Linked DNA regions of Homo sapiens: regions 2 and 3 are each linked to region 1. A link is a contact called in ENCODE Hi-C or POLR2A ChIA-PET data. All regions are on one chromosome and are shown on one strand. Each heading gives the region's core, a stretch centred on a gene start or an enhancer-like site at or near the end of the contact. The rest is flanking DNA. Distances are from core to core; before and after follow the strand shown.

Region 1 (3,101 bases), core at 494-2,993:
AGCTACTTGGGAGGCTGAGGCAGGAGGATACCTTAAGCCCAGGAATTCGAGGCTGCAGTGAGCTATGATTTTGCCTGTGAATGACTACTGCACGCCAGCCTGGGCAACACGACGAGGTCCTATCTCTAAAAAAAAAAAAAAAAAAGAATTAAAAAAATATATATAAGACTGGGATTTAAATGCCCTAGAAGTAAAATGTCTTATTTTTAGAGGAGGAGGGATGCCTGTGGAGCTTAAGCACAGGTTAGGTGACGCTGTCAGGAAGAATGTGAAAGGGATTCTTTTCCTGAGCAAAAAGACCACATGATTCTAAGGTCTCTTCCAACTCTGAGATGCCAGGTTCTGATACCTAATATATGGCAATTGATGGGACTTATACAGGGAGTATCCAGTATTTATATATTTGGTGTGCTTACTTATCTCCGATCATTAGTTGTTAAAATCCTCCCAGCCATAACTTTGACAGGAATAGAAACGACAGTTTTTGTTGACTGTAAATGGACACAGAATACCGTGGCTTTGGAGATAAATTTTAAAGCACTAGGTATATTTGGCATCAGAAATACATGGCTATCTTGTTCATGCATGCTAATACGGAACAATAGTCAAGAGATGTTAAATGAAGATGAAGCAAGGATAACAGTGTAAAGCGCACACCTCCGGCTGGGCGCAGTGGCTCACACTGGTAATCCCGGGAGGCAGAGGTGGGTGAATCACTTGAGGCCAGGAGTCCGAGACCATCCTGGCCAACATAGTGAAACCCCATCTCTACTAAAAATACAAAAAAATTAGCTGGGCATGGTGGTGCGTGCCTGTAGTCCCAGCTACTAGGGAGGCTGAGGCACAAGAATCACTTGAACCCGGGAGGCGGAGGTTGCAGTGAACCAAGATCATGCTACTGCATTCCAGCCTTGGTGACAGAGCCAGACTCTTGTCCCAACCTCAATTTCAAAAAATGACATATATGTATATAAATATGTATACTTGTACATTCATGGAATAACTCCAGAAAGATATCCAAAAATCCGATACCAGTGTTTTGGTCACTGAGTGGCTGAAGGTAAGAAAAATAATTACTTTCTACTGGTTACTATTTTTGTCCTTTTTGACTTCTGTACACTGTGCTTGTATAACCTATCAATAATAATAATAATAATGATAATGAACCTTAGCTGACTTACCAAGAAACCACAGTTACTGGTAGGCACAGGGGAAGGGTAGGGAGGCTGTGGAAAGGGCAGCCTTTGGGGGGCCCAGGGAGAAGAAAGTCTGTATTTAAATACAGTTCAATCCTGCCCACATTTAGAAATCATTTGCAGTGAATTCCATGTGGGACTAGATTAGTTTGAACTTGAGCCACCCTCGAGTGGATCATAAAAGTGAAAGGGGGGTTCATGACTGTTCATGGTAACAAGTGATTACTTTGGGCTGTGGATATTTTCCTCAAATGCTCTAGTCTTCCTGGATGAACAGCTGGGTGCCTGGGTCCTGTCCTCATTCTGCCACTGCTAACAGTGTGACCTTGGGTAACAGACTCTGTTCTCTAGGCCTCTTGGAGAAGTAATGAGCTCACAAATGTATTGTCTAATTTATTCTGTCTGAACCAGGGTGTGGATGTGGAAACACCACTGCAGAGCAATGAAAACCAAAGGCTGGTCTTGAGGAACTAGAGAGTGTATCAAGGAAACCACAGCAGAGTTGGGCTAAGCCTCGAGAGAATTACCATATCCTGTTTTCTGTCGGAGCCTGGCCAGACCCTTTGCCAGGTTCCAGTGAATCACCAAATCACTCTGGGCACGGCTCAATGCACAGATGGTGCTGGGAGCTGGGAGAGCCGCGTTAGGCGGTAAATCTCTCCTGCACTAATCCTAGGAAGCATATGCTTAATTAGGCAAGGGTGTGTTGGACTTCCAGAGTACAGATAATTGAAAATCAGTGGAGATGGCTTGTTTTCACCTAAAAAAAAAGATGAAATATATGGGTAAGTGACAAAATTAAGGAGGCCCAAATTTGTTAATCTTTGAATTTTTATTGTACACTTAACTTTACAGAAAATAATTTTAACTGAAACGTTACCCTAGAGTCTCTTCTGATCTTGTTTGATATATAAACACATTTTATTATTTATTTATGTATTTATTTAGAGACAGGGTCTTGCTCTGTTGCCCAGGCTGGAGTGCAGTGGCAATCACAGCTCACAGCAGCCTTAACTTCCTGGGCTCAAGTGATCCTCCCATCTCAGCCTCCTGAGTAGCTGGAACTACAGGTGAGCACCATCATGCCTGGCTTATTTATTTTTATTTATTTTTTATTTTTTAGTAGAGGCGAGGTCTTGCTGTGTTGCCCAGGCTGGTCTCAAACTTGTAAGTGCAAGCAATACTCCCACCTTGGCCTTCCAAAATCCTGGGATTACAGATATAAGCCACCTCGCCCGGCTACAAACACATTTTTTAAAATAGGTATTGTATTTTTTATTTCAGAGGTGATACATGTTTTTATAAAAGGGTAATTGTATTTTATATTATTTTTATAGACATTTGGAAACAGAAATATATACAGAAAAAATAGAACTCATGAAAGAGTGAAACAAAGAAAAAAGTACTGTGTTAGCAATGTTGCAGATTACTCAAGTCACACTTGGCTGGATTTTAAAATGTGGTTTCATTTTGGTTTAATATTGTACTGATATTCAATATTAATACATCATCAATATATTTCTGATATTCCCCGTGAGCACCTCCTCATTGGACAGTAAGGAGCCCTAAGGCTTCCCAGTGAATAGTATCCCATCTCCTCTGGTTTAAACAGGCTACTTTCAATTTATAAATTCTTACTTCTCAGAGACCAATCCCCCGTAAGGTGTCAGCTGCCCAGGGATTGTATCTGAACCTGTAACTGCTGAATAGTACCTACCCCGACCTGGCTTCTTGGGATTCTGCGCTAGCACATGTTGCTGGGGCCTTTGAGCCCAGCAATTTAGCCCCACTTGCTTCTGCTGGTCCCCTGACCTTCTCAGCACTGTTGCATTCCCTACCAGGGCATTTGGCTTCACATGGATCCTTTGCTGTCTGTGAGCAGACCATGGAGAGCCAGGAGCGCAT
Region 2 (3,247 bases), core at 544-3,043, 55 kb before region 1:
TTCCACAGACAGGGCACAGGTTTGGTTTCAGGATGAAACTGTTCCACCTCAGATCATCAAGCATTAGTTAGATCCTCATAAGGAGCAGGAAACCTAGATCCCTCGCATGCACAGTTCACAATAGGGTTCTCGCTCCTATGAAACTCTAATGCCTGATGATCTGACAGGAGGCAGAGCTCAGATAGTAATCCTCATCCACCTGCTGTTCACCTCCTGCTATGCAGCCCACTTCCTAACAGGCCATGGACCAGAATAGGTCCACGCCCAGGGGTTGGGGACTCCTGTTTTAATTTACTAAATCTGGTAACCCTAGCACAAAGTCAAGGGACATGCCCACCTGGAGCTCATGCCCTCCCTTTCGGATCATGCTTCAGGTACCCAGGGCCCTGCCCAAAGGTCCTGGGGCCCACATGGACGAAAATTATTATCTGAGCTCTGCCTCCCGTCAGGGGCCCACTTTAGGGCCTCTGCAGGTCCTCTTCCCGCAGCTGTCTGCTCTCACCAGTGTACACACTACCGGGCCTGAGGATTAGCCTGGGGGGTGTTTGGCTCTCGGGTGGGGATGGAGCTTGGGCTGCAGGCTGGGTGTCCATGCCTGCTCTGCAAGATCCTTACGGCGAAGTCAGAGCCTGGGCTAGGGAAAGGAAGGGGCAGACCACCGACCAGGGCTTCCATCTGTACTTCCGCCCAGCCTAGTAATGTTTCAGCAGGCCTGGCAGCAGGCACAAATGGCTCCTCCCAGAAGCCAAGCAAGGCAGTCCACACCTGTCACTCCTTACCCACTTCCCGCCTGCAGAAGTGTCCAGGTAGAGGAGTGGAGTCCCCTGAGGGAGCCTGTTTGCTGGCCAGGGTGGGACAGCGCTGTGGTCATGCCATTACTGGCTTCATTGTTCAGGAGAGTATCCCAGGCCAGGGTTGCAGGAAAACTGGTAGCCGATTGGAATTTAGTGGCTTTCCTATCAGGAAGCTGACAGGGCCCTGGCAACATCCCTGAGCCTCAGTGTCTTCAAGGGCAAAAGGGGAAGAGTTCCTACCTCTTGGATGGTTGTGAAAATTAGCATGATTCCATAAAACTATGGAGACAGTAAAAAGAGCAGGAGTTGCCAGGAGTTGGAAAGACGGAGGGTTGAATTTCTGGAGCAGTGAAAATGCTGTGTGATACCGGAATGACATGGCCTTACACATGTCATACCCATGGAGTGTACAGCACCAAGGGTGAACCCTAAAGAAAACTGTGGACTTTGGGTGACCCTGATGTGGCAGTGTAGGTTCACAATGGCAACCAATGCATGCCCTGGTCTGGAGGTCGAGAGTGGGGGAGGTTGTTCGGGGGTGGGTACAGGGGGGAAATGAAACTTTTTGTACTTTTGGCTCAATTTTATTGTGAATCTAAAATTGCTTGAAAAAAATAACGTCCATTAACTTTAAAAATGAGGTGTGGTAAAGAACGGACGAGTGCTTACACACAGTCATTCAACAGACATTTACTAAGTGCCTACGACGCGTCTGTATTTCTACAGGACCACTAAGCGTGAAGCAGGTAGAGTGAGACTTAGGACCCCGGGAGAAAAACCGCCCCTGGAGGGCGCGCCACGGGTGTGCGGTGTAGACGCGGGCGGGCCGGCGGCGGAGGAGGAGGTCCCGGCGCCGACCCCTGGAGCGGAGGCAGCAGCCGGGCGCAGCGAGACAAGTAGGCTGGGCTGGCCTGGCCGGCCAGGTGCGGGGAGGAGGCTCACAGACTGCGGCTAAGCCTGAGTCCGAGCCCAGCTGCGAGGCGGGGGCCGGGGCATGGGAGGAGGAGCGGGGAGGAGCCGGGAGGGGCGGGGGAGGTGGCCCGGGGGCGCGCCCCACCCCCAGCCCTGGCCCCCGCCCCCGGCCCAGCGCCCCCGCGTGGCCGCCGCTCGCAGTGCGCAGCGCAGGGAACAAAGCCCGCGGCGGGGCGGGGTCGGTTCGGCGGCTGGGTCCGGGCACCGGGATTCTGGGAAGCACCGACGCCCGAAACAAAAGCAGCTGTGCTTCTAGGCACGCTGTTGGAGATTATTCCGAGGAGCGCAAGCTGGGAGGGAATGAGGCGCTGTGACACCCCCTTCCCATTGGCAAAGGTTGCTTCCCCAGCCCCACAAAGCTCCATTCCGAGCGCTGGGCTGGCAGAGACCCGACTCCCGGCCGAGATGGACTGGAGAGGGGAAGAGCACAGGGCTAGGGAGCGGAAGCTTCGGGTCACTCTACAAAGTCCCGCAGAATGGTGCTTGCGGAGAGCACAGAGGGGATGGCCCCAGAAGCCCCACTCTCGGAGGCTGTGATGTGGACTGAAGTTAGTAGTGGGGCAGAAAAGCACATGGAGGAGCGTCCGGGCCCCCAGGCTCGCGGACCTGCAGTCAGCTGGAGAGGGTCAGAACAAGGGAGTCTCTCTGCTCTGAGACCCCTCAGCACCCCTCACTCTGCTGGGTCCCATGGTCCCTGCCATCTCCTGCCCGCAGAGGCTACCTTTACTCAGCACCACCCTCCTCATGGGCAGGGGAGGAGATGCCACTTTCCCCTATAAAACATCCCAGAGCTGCCTAAGGTGGCAAAGGAAGGAGACCCTGGTGAGGACAGGCCCTCAGTGCCACTCCTGCTCCAGTGCCCTGGCCCGAAGCTGAGCATGGACCTCAGCCTGAACCCAGGTGTTTGGCTGAAACCCGGCCGGAGCATCCACTAACACCTCAACGGGGGTCAAGAATGATGGGGGGAAACAGAGGCAGACCCTCCTGAATCCAGACCAAGCTTGTCCAACCCGCGGCCTCTGGCCGCGTGAGGCCCAGGATGGCTTTGAATGCGGCCCAACACAAATTCGTAAAATTTCTTCAAACAGTACGAATGTGTTTTTTTGTGATATTTAAAAAGTTACTCAGCTATCGTTAGTCTTAGTGTATCTTATATGTGGCCTAAGACAATTCTTCTTCCATTGGGACCCAGGGAAGCCAAAAGACTGGACACCCCTGATCTAGACCCTCTGCATTTGCAGACACTGCCTGTCTGGTCAGCTCCATGGGCCCATTTATCTTTGCGCCACAGCCCACTTCCCAGTGGGCCACAGCAGGTCCCCTTCCGCCTCCCAAGGCCAGTCCCAAGAAGGAGACGTCCAGAGAGTCTCCTAGGATTACCCACCTTTTTCCCAGAAACTGACACGCTGAGGGTGGCCTTGTAGAGTCCAGCAGGACACTCACTTCAGCCCAGGGAACACACGGAGTCGGCCAAATCAGTC
Region 3 (3,478 bases), core at 963-3,462, 52 kb after region 1:
ATATTCAGCAGGTTGACCATGAATGTGTTTTCTTTCCATATGTGGATTAATATCTGTCATCTCTTGAAAAGTTTATGGCCATTATCTCTTCATACATTTTTTTGTTCCCCATTGTCTTTCATCTTTCTCTGGCACCCCAATTAAACCCAACTGACATTTGGTTTTGGATATTCTGAGTCCCCCCCCCCCCCACACTGTTTTTTCCCTCTTTGTGTTTCAATTTGCATACTTTAATTTGGCCTGTCTTCAAGTTCACTGCTCATTTCTGTTAAGCCCATCTAATGGTATCCTTAATTTCTAATACTATAGTTTTCATTTCTAACGTTTTCCTGTGATCCTCTTTTGTAACTTTGATATCTGTGATGAAGTTTTTTCATTATTCATGTTGCTATCTCTTCCATCAGTTTCTTTAGCATTTTTATTATAGTTATCTGATTTTATTCATGTTTTGACTGTTTGCTACTCCCTGTATCTTGTAATTTTTGATTGAATGCTGAACATTTGTATAAAAACAATGGAGATTGAAGTAAATAATATTTACTTTTAGAAAATGGTCCATCATTTCTTGTTTTGTCCAAGTGTGATTTTGGATCTCTTTTTGGTTTATAGCTGAGCCGTCAGCTTTCTGAACCATGAGAAATTTCTCTATAGCTCAGCTGTCAATTCCTTGGTCATTCTTATTTTCTTTCCCCCCACCCCCTCTTTCTCTAGTCCTGCCTCCAAGCTTTTGTGCCCAGTGAGACATCTTTCTGCTATTAATACCTTCCAGAGGTTTCTTTTAGCAATCCTACCCTGTCTTCAAGTTCGCTACTCATTTCAGCCTCGGTAGATCAATGTCCTGAGTATCTGGGTGAAAGTTTTCTCATCTTTCCTGTCCTACCGCAGCCCTTGGCAGCTCAATGTCTAGACTCTCTTGGGATCATCTTTTTCTCACCTTTCTTGCCTGTCCCTCCCCCCATCCCCCATTGATGAGGGTAGATTTTTTGCATTTATGGGAGATCTTAAGCTCCTTAGGGGATCTCCCTCAGCTTTCCAGTCCTGTTCCCCAAGCTTTGACATACTTTTTGCAAGTACTTAGTGGAAACCTATGGGGATGAGTGGTTGGGGTGGATGCACACTTGCTCTGTGGGATCCTTGCAATTTAATATGTCATGTCGGTGTGCATGTAGGCTGGTTTCTTCTTTCTTTCATTTATGGCAGGATTATTCCTCACTAGCCGCTCCACCAGGAAAGAGACCATCCATGCAGCCTCTCTTCTCTCAAGGCTCAACACTTGGAATTTAGTTCTTCTTAGGCTGCTTTGTATCCTCAACTCTGGTTCAGAGAGACCATGATTTTGTAGCTTATCTGGCTAGTTTTGATTATTAGAATGAAAGTGATGCTCTGTTGTAACTTTCTACGTCCTAATCAGAAGTGGAATTCCTTCTATGGAATACTTTTTAAGTATATAGTCTGATAATACATAACTGACACGTTTTCTGTTGTTTCATAATGGTTGATTTTCTCAGGGCTACGTTTCTCTATTTTTTCCTGTTCTCAAATCTTAACTCTCCATCTCTGTCCTCAAGTGGTAAGTGATCTTGTGTCTTATTTTGAAATTAAAGTCATCAACAAATTATTTCAACTCATAGATTTATAGTTGTGGAAGACTTACTATTCAAATGGAATTAGAACGTTTTGGGGGATAGGATGCAGTAGTTCTTGGTAGTCCAAGACTCTTAATAAAACAACTAGAAAAGCCAGGTAATTTACAAAATTTATATATTTAGCGATAGAGAACAATGGGTGTAAAAATGATTAAAGAAAGCAAAATTTTGCACCCTGGGGGAATACCTTTCACAAGTGAGCTGAGAGGTCTGCAGCTGATCATTGTTTTTCCTGGGTACAGAGTAGAGGAGGCCTTTGGGCTGCAGCCTGAGTGGCAGATTGGAAATATGAGGGGCCTTTAAACACAGAGAACGCCCTCAGTATATTCCTAAATTCTGTAGTTCAGCTGGGCGGAAGAGATAAACCAAAATCTCAGAAAAGGAGATTGGGATATTTTCTAGTCCTATGGTGTTGAGATAAAGATTCTCTAGGGGAAGCGACTTGAGAACAATAGGTGAGAGTTGAAAGCGTTTGAGGAAGTGGTGAATACACACTGATGATTTTCAACACACCCAGTTTCTTCCCCCGTAGACATTTGCCAAATTCTGAAGCTGCTTAGGCTAGAGAGCTAAACCAGAAGTCTCTTAAAAACAAAGCAATTCTTATAGTATCTAGGTACCTAGAAGATAACGATCTGCTAGCTTTTGAAATGAAGGCTCTGCAGAGTCTCATCCTAGGAACAGGGACAAACCAGAGGTAGTCTCCTTCATAGCAAAACTGCTACTCAGCAGTGTTCTATGATTCTGGCATTATAGAGGAAGTAGTAAAAGTATATGTATGAAAATTGTGTTAAGTGAAGGATGAATAAGAAAATATCTAGGGTAACCACTAAAAGAAAAGAATGTAACAAATGAATACAGAAAAAAATTGGATATAGAATATGTGATAAATTCAGAAGAAGACAAGAAAGAAAATATAAAACAAGCAGGCAACTAAATTAGTAATTATGTTACATGGAAATGGGCTAAATATTTCAAGTAAATGGCAAAAATCATCAGACTGGACAAATAATAATTACCTAAATATAAGTACCTAGAAAGATTGAGAGAAAATGATGCGAAAAGGTATACCATCCAAATGCTAACTGAAGGAAATAAGTGTGGCTATACCAATCAGGCAAAGGAGACTTTAATACAATAAACAGTAGTAGAAAAAGAGAACTACATTTTATAGTGTAAGGGGATTGATCCACCAGAGTTACCACAATCCTTTATGTGTACCCAGTAAAATAGCCCAAACATCTATAAACCAAAAATTTTATTTTGAACTAAAAGAAACAGACAAATATGCCATCACAATGGATGCACATATATAGGACATACATACATCACAATTAGCAGGCTTGATCTAATTGTCATATGTAGAACATTGAAACTATTAATGGTGGTATTAACCATCTTTTCCCTTGCACATGGAAATTGTACTAGAATTGACCATAAGCTAGGGCCATGAACAAAGCCTCAGCAAATATCATTGATTTTAATAATTGAATATGTTGTTTGTATTATAGTAAATAAAAATAACTAGAAAATTCCTAGCTGCCTAGAAATAAAACACTATGCTTTTGAATAACATATGACTTAAAATAAGAATTTATGATGGCTATTAGAAAATATTTTAAACTGATTGAAAATGAAGGTGAACTACAATGATCTAGATTGCTGCTGCTGAAATGCTAAGATGAAATTTATAGCCTTAAGTCTATGCATTGGAAAAGAAAGCTTTTTTAAGGAGGTAGAAAAGGAATAGGAAATCAAACCTAAAGACAGTAGAAGTAAAGAAATAATGAAGACAAGAGCAGAAATTAGTGAATAGAAAGTAATCTTACATA

Evidence for each region. A loop is a pair of places that touch in the nucleus more often than their neighbours do. ChIA-PET counts read pairs that join two places held with the same protein, here RNA polymerase II (POLR2A). Pooled maps may share reads with other maps.
Region 2: a loop to region 1 is called in a map of K562, with 2.0 times the contacts of the local background. The contact joins two enhancer-like sites. A Hi-C loop is called at or near these places in 7 of 168 maps with a recorded cell type or tissue (Jurkat, K562, aorta and 3 more), 1 of 37 single-sample maps with no recorded cell type and 8 of 50 pooled maps. POLR2A ChIA-PET finds 5 or more read pairs at or near these places in 7 of 52 experiments (A549, H1, HEK293 and 4 more).
Region 3: a pooled map shows a loop between it and region 1 (3-fold over the local background). The contact joins two enhancer-like sites. A Hi-C loop is called at or near these places in 2 of 168 maps with a recorded cell type or tissue (IMR-90 and heart right ventricle) and 4 of 50 pooled maps. POLR2A ChIA-PET finds 5 or more read pairs at or near these places in 4 of 52 experiments (HEK293, OCI-LY7, activated CD4-positive, alpha-beta T cell and 1 more).

What each region holds. Positions count from the first base shown.
Region 1 is chr18:47,952,258-47,955,358 of GRCh38, reverse strand. No RefSeq gene overlaps it. Among named protein-coding and RNA genes, the nearest start is that of SMAD2, 23 kb to the right of the region's middle. Within about 2 kb of position 1,743, at least 9 of the 41 ENCODE cell types and tissues checked have a DNase peak (open chromatin) inside an H3K27ac peak, as active enhancers do; they include ascending aorta, where a contact is called at or near this core.
Region 2 is chr18:48,006,962-48,010,208 of GRCh38, reverse strand. No RefSeq gene overlaps it. Among named protein-coding and RNA genes, the nearest start is that of SMAD2, 78 kb to the right of the region's middle. RefSeq lists silencers at 1,809-1,858, 1,869-1,978 and an enhancer at 1,654-2,567. Within about 2 kb of position 1,793, at least 14 of the 41 ENCODE cell types and tissues checked have a DNase peak (open chromatin) inside an H3K27ac peak, as active enhancers do; they include ascending aorta, where a contact is called at or near this core.
Region 3 is chr18:47,900,590-47,904,067 of GRCh38, reverse strand. All of the region lies in intron 1 of SMAD2 (SMAD family member 2), which reads left to right. Among named protein-coding and RNA genes, the nearest start is that of SMAD2, 28 kb to the left of the region's middle. RefSeq lists an enhancer at 2,043-2,092. Within about 2 kb of position 2,212, at least 6 of the 41 ENCODE cell types and tissues checked have a DNase peak (open chromatin) inside an H3K27ac peak, as active enhancers do.